2 separate regions of the Homo sapiens genome follow, and region 2 is linked to region 1. The links are chromatin contacts, found by Hi-C or POLR2A ChIA-PET in ENCODE. All regions are on one chromosome and are shown on one strand. The core of a region is the stretch at or near the end of the contact, and the rest is flanking DNA. Distances in the headings are between cores, read along the strand shown.

Region 1 (7,856 bases), core at 3,865-6,364:
GAAACCACTTAATCCAGAAAGTTTTGGGGGAATCAGAAAATGCTATTATAGGTTTAGCTCATCTAAGACCCATAGCTTCTTAAGCACAAGGCCAACTACACTTAAAATGTATAATTTATGAGTTATATCCTGCATATTGTGAAATGTCAGACATTAATAAAATGTATGTAAATGGAGGTAGACGATATAAAAAAAGCAGAGAAGAGGCAACGTACCCCACATATTTCAAAATCCTATAGTAATATATTTGATAATTTAATATTAAGTTTGGTGTTAAGCTTCCTTGAAGCCATGGAAAAAAGGAAAACACACTGGATAACATAATTCTCATTGAGAAAAGGAAGTTGGGTCTCTGACAAAATTTTGTCAGGAAAGATTCTTTCTAGCCCAATTGCTCTTGAACCTGTGAACCTGTGATAAGGGATGCTGAACCACAAAGAGAACAGTGTGCTCCGTAGTGGATGTGCAGAAGACACAGATAGCCTCAAATCTCCCAATGATAAGGACTCATGTTGCCAAATATTCTCCTGGAGCAATGAGGACAGAACACATGGGTTGACGAGGTCTACTTTGGCCATGCTGCCAGAAGTTGACCAGACATGGTGGCCCATGCCTGTAATCCCAGCATTTTGGAAGGCTGAGGCAGGAGGATAGCTTGAGCCCAGGAGTTTGAGATCAGCCTGGGCAACATAGTGAGACCCTGTTTCTACAAATAATAATAAAAAAGGAGTTGTTTATAAAATGTTCTTATCCCACCAGCCCTCATGGCTCTTTGATGTTATCCCTTTGAGCAAAAAGATGGTGCCAACACCAACACTTGTTATCCTTCCTGTGGCACAATCCTTTGGCTCTTGAGTCTGCTCCTACTTCCTTATAGTAAAACCAGTGTCTTGAACCTGGAGGGAGCATAGCTGGTTTCCTTTTTGATATTCCATGAGGGAACTCATTAAGGATGGGATAGAAATTTATATTCGAATCAGGAGAAAAGCTTTTAAGTCATCCATTCGTTCAAAAAAATCTCGAGGCTGAGGCAGGATTGCTGAGGCCAGGAGTTTGAGACCTGCCTGGGCAACACAGTGAGACTTCCTCTCTACTAAAATAAAAAATAAAAAAAATTAGCTGGGCGTGGTGGCACATACATGTATTCCCAGCTACTTCAGAGGCTGATGCAGAAGGCTCGCTTGAGTCCAGGAGGTTGAGGCTGTGGTGAGACCTGATTGTGCCACTGCACTGGGCACAGAGCGAGACCTTGTCTCAAAAACAAAAACAAAAACAAAAACAGAAACAAAAGTCTGGCTCCTACTATGTGGATATGTGCAGGCTCTAGGTATATCATGGTGGACCAAACCCAGACATGGCCCTGCCTTCATGCAGCTTAAGGCCTGAGGGTCCTGACCTAGTCTAAGGTGTGAGGTGGTGAAGTTTTCCATAAGGAATTGGCATTTGGGCAGAGATCCAAGGAAGAGGAGCAGGGAAGGAGGGTGAGGTGCATCAGACAGAGGGCACAGCCCATGCAGAGCCCCTGTGGCAGGAAGGAAGCAGTGCTTTGAGGAAATGAAAGAGAAATGGAATACAGAGCATGAAGGAGAAGATAGTGCATGGCAAAGCCAGAGAGAGGGCAGGGCCTTGCAGGCCTGAGGACAGTGGGGGCCACAGAGGGTTTTTCAGGAAAGCCAGTGCAGGAGGGAACAGGACCCCATGAGAGCTGACAGTGCAACATGGATTGAAACAGCAGAAACAAATATGGAGAGCTCAGGTAGGGGCAGCTACAGGAATGGAAGTGGAAAATGATGGAAGCCTGTACTAGGTGCGTTGGGGTAGGGATGAAAAAAATAAGTGGATCAGGATGTATTCACGAGGGGAAGTAAACAGAACTTGATGATTGTTAGTGAAGAAGAGGGAGGTGCCACAATGATTTGCCAGTTTGCTAACTGAGCTTAATGGCGATGCCATTCACAGAGACTGGAGTGCAAGTTTGGGAGGAGAACCCTGAGAGCAGGGCCCCTATGACATCTAAGTGGGCGTGGTTGGTAGGACTGACCCAGTGTTGTGTCAATCAATGCTGAATCGTATTGCAAATCTCATTGCAGGACTGAATGTTGGATCTTACAAAATGTTGGAACTTTTTGAGAAAAAATAAATGGTTAAATTGTTAGCATTTTATAGGTAAATTTCCAAACATTAGGAGAGAACCATGAATTTGGTTTCTGCACAGAAGCACTAAAAGCACCCTGCGTGGAGGAGAATGATTAATGGGTACCCATCCTGTGTGAACACGCCTGTAAAACTGAGTCATGAGAATTGGTAGCTCAGCTCTGAAAGCTACCAAGACAACAGGGAGACAAGGCAGGGGCTGACATGCTCCTAACCAGACCCTACAGACTGAATAGTGCTGGCGAAGACACGACCGAGAGAAGAGCAGGAAAATCATCAAATGGGAAATGGTGATGCAGAAAATAAAACTAATTTTATATAGAAAGAATATTAAAGAAATGGCAGAAATGCTTGAGTACTTCAAGTGTGATTTTTAAAGTAGTCACAGGTGCCCAAATAGCTACTTTTATTTCCATCCTCCCACCTTATCCCTTGCTTCTCAGCTGGCTTGGCTAAGAGGGAAGGAAAACTCCCTTCTCCTCAAGCCTTCTCCTCTTTCTGTCTTGGGCATTCACCTGTGAGTCAGCCTGACAAGGCCAAGGGAAATGGAGGGGCAAGAATGTGCTCCCATCGCTCCTGGGATCTCAGCCGAGGGAAACAGGAAGCAGCATGTTTTCTCTGCCCTACACACTTTCATCCCTATTACGTGTGCACAGAGCCCCCAGAGAAAAATGCAATTTGGTAGTGACCTGATAACCACACTCTTGCAGCTTTGGTCCAAGAATGGTAAAAATCCAAGGAATGCCGGGGAAGGGAGAGGGGGAGGCAGAGCAAAACAAAACACAATCTCCATTGTAAATGACTGGTTAAAATTACGTTCAAGTTAATGTCTAACTAAAAAGTGGAAATTGGATTACATGGGGTACCTTAACTTTCTCATGAAGAAATAATTTTTATACCTTGAAAGTTTAGCAATTACTGTTAAAGCATCAAAGAAACATTTCAAAGTTTTATTAAAAATTCACCTTGGTAAGGAAGAAAGGTGGTGCAGGTAACCCTAGAGTTTAGCTGGTTGGATTTGGTTGGGTCACAAGGTGACTGGGTCTAGGAGGGAACCGAGGCCAGGGACCCACAGTTGCCATCTCCCCTCCTGTGGGCTGGGGCAGAGTTCACTGGCCTCAACATGCACCAGGGAGACCTAAGGTGCATCTGTGAATTCTGTTGTAATTGTTTGGGAACTGTCAGCTGCAATATCTTTTTGAAGTCCCACCCTGTTTTTATGGCTCTCAATGTGTCTGTTAGGAAACTTTAATTCTGTGTACTCAAGGATAGAAAGCAGAGCTAGGCATGGCTCCTCTGAGCTCATCCTTCTGGCCACGTTGTTAGTGAAACCCTTTGGAACAGCGTGTTATCAGTCACCAAGATCTTTAGCAGGCTGAAAATGCTTTTAGTAAATGATAAAGGCTCTCAAAACTTACGTGATAAAAAGTGCAGACAGTGAAGGTCCATTGCTCCTGTCTACCCTTTGCCAGTTGCTCTTTCCTAGCTTAGGGTAGAGCAATACTACGAAGTTTGGAAAATGTCACCATTTCTGTACCTCGCGACCTGACTTCATTTACTCATTCACTGGTTCACACATCCTGCATTCATTCACTCTGCATTTATTAAGCATCACCGCGGAGATTAGGCTGACCTTGCTGGGTACTGCGGATGTGAAGGTGTCTGAAAGACACACCCTGCCCTAGTTTAGCGGATCCCACCCTCATGGGGCCAGACACCTCACCCCCCACCCTGCACCCCACCCCTCCCAGTTCCCACTCTCAGGGGAGCCCCAGGAGGGAGCCTTTTCCTCTGCCCTGTGAGGCTGGGAAAGGTGTTGCCAAGGTGCAGCAAGCAGCTAGGCCGGATGAGGAGGGCAGTCCCCTGGGGAGGACCATGCTCGCAAAGGGAAGTTAGGAACAAGAGCTGGGAGAAGGATGGCTTTCTGTAGCTTCCATTAACCTTGCGGAAACACCCCCACTTTGGGGTAGGGGGTGAAGGTAGTCAACTGTTAGGTTTTCTTTCGGCCCAGGATAAATAAATGTCATTCCCTTCTATATCCAATGCACAGTTATTACCTAGTAACTTTCTCACTATTTCGTGGGAACCACGTTAAAACCTAAAGTTTAAATAAAACAGGAGAACTCGGAGTGCATGTTTAAATGAACTCTGGCATCCCCCATAGAGTGGGGCGCCCGAGTCAGCAAACCCTTGGCTCACGGGCCCGCGGTGGGGACGCTACACGTACCTTTCAGAAGTGACCCGGATGCGCTCGTCGCTGGACGACTGCTGCTCATCCTCCTTCTCCCGGAAGTGCTCCTGCACGCACTGCTCCTCGAACTCATGCAGCCTCTTTAGCTCCTCGTCGCTAAGGAAGAGCTCTGTGTGAAGGGAGAAGTGTCGGCCACGTGAAAAACAAGAAGAATCAGTTTCGTGGCGTCAATGAGAATTTCACAGCCCCACTTTAATTAAGCTCTCTTCTCCGCCACTCCTAAGGCAGTTCGCCACTACTCCAATTGATTTTTATCTAAAAAGGGGTTGTCATACGCCCCAACCCTCTATCAGTTGGAGCCAAACGGCCCGCTTTTAAACATAAAAAACAAAATTACATTTACTGGGAAAGTAAAGCCAAGTAATATTTCCTGGAAAACTTTTTGCACTTATTTTTATGAATAGAGTCAAACGTATAGCATTATTTTCTCATTTTCTTTAGATGCAACAAATTAAGACGTTTTGAAAGGAGCATTGAATTTATATAGAAATTTACAGAGTAGAGTTATTTTAGAGAATTAGCTCAACTTCTGGTCTCTATGAGCTGGCTTTCCTAATATTAATTACTAACAAATTAACGAAACTAGAATAAAATGGGTACAAAATGAGAAGCCTTTTGAAAAGAACAGCAGTTGGACTGAGTGTGGTGCTTTTCACACGAGCAAGTAGTTGAGTGAGATTTCTGTGAGGATGTCCAATTTGAACACTATTTTGAAATCAGCCCAACTTAGAAATGAAGAGCCCTGCACATACTCAATCCACGATCCCGTTCCTCTTGGTCCCCTTCTCTCTTTTTCCTGCAGCGGCCGCTGAGACGCATAATGATGATGTAGATGTGGCTTAAAATGATCATCGGTGGGGGCAGGACTGGCCTGTCATGAAATGTCATAATCAGCTGATATCGCTGGAACTTCCACACCTGGTTGGATATTGATTTTACTTCAAAGAAGGTATTGCTTTAAAAAGAAGACATTTTTACAGTTAGTTATATTACTTTTTATAGTGATTTCCCAGAGCAGTCAAAGTTACTCACATTTAAGTGAAAATACTCAATGAGATGGCCTTTTAGTGCCCTTTAGTACTGATTCCTTGATTATCCAATCTTTTGGTTTATCCATCAATGTGGATTATCTGTGCTTAAGGACATTGTATTCATAAATAGCTAAGTGTAATAAATTGCTATGTACTGCTTTCTTGAAAAACCACACCACAATCTACTCATATACTCAGGAAATTTAATTTCCTATGTGTAGCGGTATAAGCCATTTAACTAAATGCTTTCACATGTTTAAACTTTCAATTCTGTCTAACAAGTAGATGACTACTTTTTTTTCAACTGAATTAATTAGTTATTGAACTTATTTGATTGAAGGTTCGTTATTTTGGACATGGGGTAGGTACAATCTTTGTCTTATTTTAGCTTCCAACAGGAAGCAGTAAGTGCATGATTTCATTGTCTACCAATACTGGGACCTTAGGAAAACCAGTTACCTTCCCTGACCTTAGTTTTCTCATCTCTCAAGCCAGAAGTTTGGACCAGGTTTTCTCCAATGCCCTGTTCAATTCTAAGATTGCATATTTCTGTGAAGGATTTTTCCCTCTATATTTTTCATCTTAGAAGCTAAAATCATTTTTTTCAATATTTATTGAGCATGGTCAACATACTCAACACAACATGCCAAATAGGCAGGTTTTATAAGAAACTCGATTTAACCCTTTAAGCCATTTTTTTCTTAGGCCATTTTATCTTGTATTCTATAAATGATCAGAAAAAAATGCTTTACTAGTATTACAGTAATTGTAACAGCTTATGAAACTCATATTGCCTTTTCCACCTCTGCTGATGAATAAAAAGCATGACTTAATCAAATATTCTGTACCCCAGGAGACTTTCATCTAAGAAAATATTTTCATTAGATTAAAATACATGCTAAAGTGTTAAAATACTAACCAAGATTAAATTTAAATGTATTTAAGTGTCAACTCTTGATTTATGAATACATTAAGACTGATTAAGTTTGAACAAAGAGACTGCAAAAATTGGATCTACTTAAAAACCCTAATGAAATTATCTGCAAATATATTGGTATCTTGGGAGCGTTCTGAGATTAAATGGAAAATCTGTACAGTAATAAATAATAAGCATGTGGTCATCGGCTGTGACACGTACTTGAACACAGCAATCAGCAGGTTCACCAGCAGGATGTTGGCGACCAGTAGATAGCACGCCATGAGTGCTGGAGTGAGCCAGGCGCCGGGGATACAGGGAGGAAGCCGCTTGCCCTCCTCATCATATAGGTTCTCACCACAAGGAGCTGAAAGAAAAAAATAGTTTTGTCTTTGCTTTTTACATATAATGAAAAGGATAAATATCTCTTACATATGTTTTTCAATACCTATTTCTTTTTTAATATGATTCTTTCTTATTTCATAAGCAATATTTTTTCCATGGGAAAAAATAAACTCTGTAGCCCCAGCTACTCGGGAGTCTGAGGCAGGAGAATGGCGTGAACCCGGGAGGCAGAGCTTGCAGTGAGCCGAGATCGAGCCACTGTACTCCAGCCTGGGTGACTGAGCGAGACTCCCAGTTGTCTCAAAAAAAAAACAACTCACACAAAGAAAAAAGTCAGAAACTCATATCTGCGCTCAGAGATAGTCATTATTTGTCATATTTCTAAACATTTTCCCATTTCTTTATTGTGGCTTTCAAATATAAAAGTCTTCATTTTTAAGCAGACAAATGTATCTTTATGTTTTTTCCCTTTATCGTTATCCATTTGAAAGTCATTGTGGCTTCTAATTATTTAACATCAGCTTATGTTGTCTTCTGGTTGTTTTCTTGGTTTCACTGATACATTAAATTTGAAAATATTTTTGTTATGTTGTATGGGTTAGGGATTTCCTCTACTTCCCAAATTGTTTAATCAACTGTTTTGGTGCCATGTTTGAAAAATAATCTTTTCTCCCTCTGCTCATTTGAAATGCAACTTTTTATCATAGGGGGTCTATTTCTCCCCTAAAAAAATAGGGTGATCCCAACAGTGAATTTGTGGTTCTCTTTACTTTTTACTGACAGCTTAAAAAGTACTGGCACCAAAAAACAAGAGAAGTATTTGAAAACAGTTTAAGACTACTAGTAATCAGCTAAGGAAAAGGTAATTGAAAAACACATTCCATAGACTAGAATAATCAATTCCATGTAAACTTACGATTAATTTCCATGGCGTAGACTACATGACGATTGGAAAGCAGGATTTTTGTTTTGTTTTGTTTTGACAGGAGGGGAGGAAAGAAAATAAGATGATGGTTGAGAGAAAAGTAAAACAAGTGGTTTAACAACATAACTGTTTTGCTGTGAAGAAATGCAAATATTTTAAGCTTGGGAAATATTGATTCACACTTAGAAACAGTGATCTGTTTAGAAGAATTACATACATTAATCATTCTAGAAA
Region 2 (6,857 bases), core at 1-2,500, 43 kb after region 1:
TACCATGGTCTGAATGTTTGTATTCCCCTAAAATTCACGTGGAAACCTGATTCCCAATGCAATAGTGTTAAGAGGTGGGATGTTAGAAGGTGATTACGTCATGAGCATGGATCCCTCGTGAGTGGGACTAGTGTCCTTATAAAAGAGGACTCAGGGCTGGGCGTGGTGGCTCATGCCTGTAATCCCAGCACTTTGGGAAGCCGAGGCAGGTGGATCACTTGAGGTCAGGAGTTCGAGACCAGCCTGACCAACATGTTGAAACCCCGTCTCTACTAAAAAAAATACAAAATTAGCCAGGTGTGGTAGCGCATACCTGTAATCTCAGCTACTTCAGAAGCTGAGGCAGGAGGATCACTTGAACCTGGGAGGCGGAGGTTGCAGTGAGCCAAGATTGAGCCATTGCATTCCAGCCTGGGCAACAAGATCGAAACTCCAACTCAAAAAAAAAAAAAAAAAAAAAAAAAGAGGACTCAGAGAGCTTGTTCTCTGCTTCTGCCATGTGAGGACACAGCAAGAAGGTGCTATCTATGAAGCAGAGGATGGGCCCTCGCCAGGCACCAAATCTGCTGGCACCTTGATCTTGGGCCTCCCAGACTCTAGAAATGTGAGCAATAAATTTCTGTTGTTTATAAATTCCCCAGCCTAAGGCAATTTGTTATAGCAGCCAAACAGACCAAGACACCCAGTTAAATTTGAATTTTAGAGGAACAATGAAAAATGTTTCAGTACAACATTTTTATTAAATGCAATAAATCATGCAATATTTGGGACATACTTGTACTGAAAATTTATCCAATGTATGTCTGAAGTTCAAATATAACTGGGTGTCCTGTATTTTATCTGGCAATCCTAATGTTGGAGGAATAGGTTCCAAAGCTGGCTTAGCTAGAACAGTGGCCCAAGAAGTTGGATGAGGATGTTGTTGAGTAAATGGGTCAGGCGATCATGGGCCCACCCATGAACTTGACCTCTTCAAAGTGAGGAGGAGGCTAATAATGCTCAGATGCCTTGTCTCCTATAAACTGCTTCTTTGTGTCTGGGCTAATATGTAGGGTGCCATTTCAGAAGACTGTATATTGCAGCATTTGGAACACAGCTAAATTTTATTTTAACAATGATGTTGGGCCAGTGAAATAAAATGAAATTGCAAAAAGTCTGTGACTGGGCATGTAGGAGTGTAATTCAGAGTGAGCTGGAACGGATCACAGAGCTGAAGCCTCCCCCACGCTGGCAGGGCTCACTGGAAGGGCAGAGGGCACTCCCTGTTTACATGCAAATGTGAGGGACCTTGGTCCTTCTCGGGCCAGCTGAGCGCAGGCCCAGGGAAGCTGTGGACAGACCTCAGAGGAAAATATTTCCAAAGACTCTCAACACATCTAAGGGGGCTGCAGGTCCACAGTTATTAGAAAAATGAATTTGTCTTCCTTTACTGAAGATGGAGCAATGGAGTGTGTTTGCAGGGTTGGGCCAGAGCCTGGTTTGTGGATTCAGAGCTTTGGTATGGATTTACGGGACACTAGATGTTCTTTACAGTGGTGTCCAGTTTCCAAGCCTCATGGCTAAAAGCCATGTGCACAGATATATCTCTTGGTTTTTCAATGAAATATCTAGGAAGATTGAGCCACAGCCATGAAGAAGACCAGGTATCTGCAGTTTGGGGCTGGGAGACTGGCCGCCAATGAAAGCTGTGATCCTAGTGGCACCATGTCTGAATGCCTTTCTCACCATGGCTTTATTGGAATATCCGCCACCCTGGAATTCAAGAACTCCATAGGAATCTGTTGGGTAGCTCTGGGTGTGCTTGGCAACAGACCATTTCTCAGGCTGAGTCTCCACCTGTTTGCTTTCCTCTTCATTTTTGCTGGGTGTTGCACTTGGCAGAGGGGGGATATGCTGGTTGGTGAACTGGCCACAGCAACACCTGAAAACAAAGGCAAAGCAGGGTCTTTCTACAACAATCTCCCCCTTTCCCCTTCATTAGCAAAAATGAATTAACCTCAACAGGTGAGTTGGGCCCAAACAGGAGCCTACTAACACTTCAGTAAGCCAGCGTTATTAGGGACAGAAATGCCCCATCTGATGGCCTTTTCCAGATAATCAGTGCACATCTCTTTATATGCCAGTCGATTTTAGACACATTGGATGGTTGCTCTTTCGGAAAATATTTCAACTTTTTGATGTCTTGATAACATCAGTATAAACATCAAGTACTAAACATTCTGTGACAAAGTATAGACATGCCCTCCGAACATAGAGTTGACCTTCCAGATTTTTCTTTCTCTTGTCATTCAGGTTGGAGTGTAGTGGCGCTATCATAGCTCACTGCAGCCCAGACCTCCCCCAAGCTCAGGTGATCCTCTCACCTCAGCCTCCCTAGTAACTGGGACCACAGGCACACACTACCATGCTCAGCTAGTTTTTATATTTTTAGTAGAGACAGCATTTTGCCATGTTACCCAGGCTGGTCTCGAACTCCTGGGCTCAAGCAATCCGCCTGCCTTGGCCTCCCAAAGTTCTAAAATTACTTACTTAGGTGTCAGCCAAATTTTTCCATATTGTTGAATTGTTCTGTTCCTTAGTAAAACATTTCTCCACTCAAGTAATGCTAAAAGGCTATTTCAAAAGTGACCAATATGTCTTTTTCTGCCTTGGACAGATGGCCCATTGGGCCATAACCCGCCCCAGCATCAGGGATCTTCTAGCTCTACAGCATCTCTCCCAAAACCCAGCCAACCTCTCACGCCCTCCCTGAACTCTGGCTTTCTAGTCTTCTCTGAACATGTTCCCTGGCTTTGTGCCAGCTTCTTTTCCTAGTGTGCCTAGGATTTCATCTGTTACTCCATCATTTTTGGCTGCCACTGTTTTGAGTGGACTGGACCCACCAAAAACTTGAAAAGTTTGTTAGGAAGAACTGCAGTAGCCTGGAGTGATGCCTTGGTGGAGATGGAATCCAGGGAAGGCATGGAGGGAGGTCTGTTCCTGGACCCAGCAGGAGCCTGTGTGGGCAGCCGTGCACCCTAGCAAATGGGGTGGGAGAGCTGGGGATGGAGTTGGCTTGAGGACTAGAGAGGATGTCTTTACTGGGCTAGATGTGCGAATGCGTGCACGTGTGTAATGCACATGTGCAGGGCCCTTGCCAGAAGGCTTTCTGTGCTCCCATGGGGCCAGCCTTGGGGCTTCCTCCCTGCCTTGTCTTTCCTTTTGTTTTCCTTTTTCTTTTCCCTCCTCGCTTCCCCATTCTCTCCCTCCCACCCTCCTTCTGATGGCCTTCCATCTTCCCTCCCTCACTCCCTCCCTCTTTCTCTCTCTCTTTTTTCCTTTTATTGAGATATAATTCATGTAATACATAATCAACCCATTTCAAGTATGTGATTCAGGCCAGGAGCAGTGGCTCACGCCTGTAATCCCAACACTTTGAGAGGCCGTGGCATGTGGATCACTTGAGGTCAGGAGTCCGAGACCAGCCTGGTCAATATTGTGAAACCCCGTCTCCACCATAAACACAAAAATTAGCTGAGTGTGGTGGCACACGTCTGTAATTCCAGCTACTTGGGAGGCTGAGGCAGGAGAATCGTTTGAACCCCGGAGGCAGAGGTTGCAATGAGCCGGGATCGTGGCACTGCACTCCAGCGTGGTTGACAGAGTGAGACTCCGTCTCAAAAAAAAAAAAAAAACATATATATATATATATATATATATATATATATATATATAGAGAGAGAGAGAGAGAGAGAGAGAGAGAGAGATTAAATGGTTTTTAGTATTGACAGATATGTGCAACCATCATCACAGTTAATTTTCGAACATTTTCATCACCTCAAAAAGAAACTTGGCATGGCATATTTTAAGTTATCTTCCTTCTCACCACCATCTATCTACCTGTGCACCACTCCCCAAGCCATAAGCAACCTCAAGTCTACTTTTTATCTCTGTGGATTTCCATGTTCTAGACACTTCATATGAATGCAGTCCTGTAATATCTGGTCTTTGGAGATCAGCTTCTTAGCATGTTTTCAAGGTTCATCCATATTGTAGCATGTGTTGGTACTTCACTCCCTTTTATGGCTTAATAATATTCTCGTATGAATGGATGAACATTTTGTTTATCTATTTATCATTTAATGGACATTTGGGCTATTCGCACTCTTCAGCTGTTATGAATAATGCTGCTATGAATATTTATGTAACAAGTTTTTGAGTGGATGAATGTTTTCATTTTTCTTGGGTATACACTAGGCATGGGATTGCTGGGTCATACGGTTACTCTATGTTTAATCTTCTGAAGAACCACCAAACTGTTCTCCAAGGTGGCTGTATCATGGTACATTTCCACCAGCAGTGTCTGAGGGTTCTGATTTCTCCATATCCTCTCCCACACACTATCTTACATTTTCATTCTAGTCTTCCTTCTGAGTGTGAAGCAGTTTATCATCATGGTTTTGATTTGCATTTCCCTGAAGAATAAGGACATTGAGCATTTTTCATGTGCTTATTGACTATTTGTGTATCTTCTTTGGAAAGATGTCTATTCATTTCCTTTGCCCATTTAAAAAACTTGGGTTATTTATTTTTTTTTAATTATTGGATCTCTTTCCGTATTCTGGATACAAGTCCCTTATCAGAGACATAATTCACAAATATTTTCTCCCATTCTGTGGGTTGTCTTTCCACTTTCTTGATAGCGTCCCTTGAAGCACAGTGTTTAATTTTGGTAAAGACAATTTTTTTGTTGTTTTTGTTGTCCATGTTTTTGGTGTAATATCTCAGAATCATTTGCCAAATCCCAGGTCATGATTTACCCTTACATTTTCTTCTAAGAGTTTTATAGTTTTAGCTTTGACATTTAGGTGTTTGGTCCATTTTAACTTTTATAGATAGCATGAGGTAAGGGTCCAAGACTATTCTTTTGCATGTGGCTATCCAGTTATTCCAGTACCATTTGCTGAAGAGACGACTACTATTTCGCCATTGAAAGTACTTTTCACCCTTGCCAAAAATCAATTTGCCATAGGTGTATGGGTTTATTTCTGGACTGTCAATTCTGTTCCATTTGTCTATATGTCTATCCTATGCCAGTATCGTTGTCCTTTTATTACTGTAGCTTTGTATTAAGTTTTGAAATCAGAAAATGTGAGTCCTCCTATTATTCTTTTTGATGCAATTATAGATAAATTATGTTGCCAGTTTCATTTCCATATAGTTCATTGCAAGTGTATAGAAATACATTTGATTTTTGTGTATTGATCTTATATGCCACAATCTTGCTGAACTCATTTATTAGTTCTAATATTTTTTGGTGGATTCCTTAGGATTTTTCTATGTATAAGATTATGTCATCTGCAAATAGAGAGTTTTACTTCTCTCTTTCCAATCTCAATATTTTTTCTTTCTTTATTTCTCTTACCTAATTGCTTTGGCCTGTACTTCCATTAAAATGTTGAATAGAAGTAGCGAGAGAGGACATCCTTATCTTGTTCCTAATCTTAGGAGGAAAGCAATCTTTCACCATTAAGTCTGATGTTAACTGTGGATTCTTTATAGCTGTTCTTTATCGGGTTGAGGAAGTTCCCTTCTATTCCTGGTTTTCCGAGTGATTTTTTATAAAGAGTGTTGAGTTTTATCCAAGTCTTTTGCTGTGCCTATTGAAAAGATCATGTGATTTTTGTTTCTACTATATTGATATGCTATATTACATTATTTATTTTTCTAATGTAAACCAACTTTACATTCCTGGGATAAACCCTGCTTGGTCATGGTGTATCATTATTTTTATATGTTGCTGGATTTGGTTTGATAGTATTTTGTTCAGAATTTCTGCACCCATGTTCATAATAGATATTGATCTATAGTTTTCTATCTTGTGATATCTTTGTCTAGTTTGGTATCTGGGTAGTACTGGCCTCATTAAATGAGTTGGGAAATGTTCCCTTCTCTGCTATTTTCTTGAAGAGTTTGTGAAGAATTGGTATTAACTCTTCCTTAAATGTTTTTTAGAATTCATCGAAAAAGCCATGTGGGCCTGGGCTTTTCTTTGGACAGTTTTTTTATTACTAATCCTATCTCTTTACTCCTTATAGATCTGTTCAGATTGTACATTTTTTCTTGAGTCAGTTTTGGCAGATTGTATATTTCTCAGAATTTTCCCATTTCATCTAAGTTATCTAATTTGTTTGCATATAAGTCATAGTATTCTTTCATACTCATTTCTATAAGGTTGGTAGTAATGTCCCCTCTTTCATTTCTGAGTCTAGTCATTTGAGTCTTATCTTTCTCTTCTTTTATGACTCTAGCTAAAGATATGTGAATTTTGTTGAGGTTTTTAAAGAAGAGCTTTTAATTTCATTGAATTTCTCTACTTTTCTATTCTCTTTTCCATTAATTCCACTTTAATCATTATCTCCTTCCCTCTACTTGCTTTAGGTTTAGTTTACTCTTCTTTTTCCAGTGTCTTAAGGTAGAAAGTTATGTTACTTATTAAATATCTTTCTTAATATAGGTATTTACAGGTATAAATTTCCCTGTCCGTACTACTTTACCTGCATCCCCTAAGTTTTGGTTTGTTATGTCTTCATTTCCATTTACCTAAAAGTATTTTCTAATTAACCTTCTGACATTTTCTTTAACCTAGTGGTTATCTGGTAGTGTATTAATTTTCACATATTTATGAGTTTCCAATTTTTTTCCTCCTATTGGTTTCTTATTTCTAATTTTATTACATTGTGGTTGGAGGACAGTTTGTATTATTTCTATCCTTTTAGATATTTTGAGGCTTTTTAATGGACTAACACATGGTCTATGCTGGAGAATGTTCCATATGCACTTGAGAAGAATGTGTTTTCTATTGTTACTGGGTGGTG

What was found. A loop is a pair of places that touch in the nucleus more often than their neighbours do. ChIA-PET counts read pairs that join two places held with the same protein, here RNA polymerase II (POLR2A). Pooled maps may share reads with other maps.
Region 2: a loop to region 1 is called in a map of right lobe of liver, with 3 times the contacts of the local background. The contact joins the enhancer-like site here to the promoter of TRPM1-AS1 in region 1. A Hi-C loop is called at or near these places in 5 of 168 maps with a recorded cell type or tissue (K562, Right ventricle myocardium inferior, mucosa of descending colon and 2 more) and 5 of 50 pooled maps. POLR2A ChIA-PET finds 5 or more read pairs at or near these places in 2 of 52 experiments (endothelial cell of umbilical vein and naive thymus-derived CD4-positive, alpha-beta T cell).

Annotation. Positions count from the first base shown.
Region 1 is chr15:31,021,758-31,029,613 of GRCh38, forward strand. It overlaps TRPM1-AS1 (TRPM1 antisense RNA 1), which reads left to right and starts at 5,115. Exons shown (of 5, transcript XR_932056.2): 1 at 5,115-5,354. TRPM1 (transient receptor potential cation channel subfamily M member 1) reads right to left here. Exons shown (of 28, transcript NM_001252024.2): 24 at 7,614-7,634; 25 at 6,575-6,719; 26 at 5,158-5,360; 27 at 4,382-4,514. RefSeq lists enhancers at 2,649-2,943, 4,124-5,323.
Region 2 is chr15:31,068,306-31,075,162 of GRCh38, forward strand. TRPM1 (transient receptor potential cation channel subfamily M member 1) reads right to left here. Exons shown (of 28, transcript NM_001252024.2): 4 at 1,726-1,921. Among named protein-coding and RNA genes, the nearest start is that of MIR211, 6.6 kb to the left of the region's middle. Within about 2 kb of position 1,251, at least 4 of the 41 ENCODE cell types and tissues checked have a DNase peak (open chromatin) inside an H3K27ac peak, as active enhancers do; they include right lobe of liver, where a contact is called at or near this core.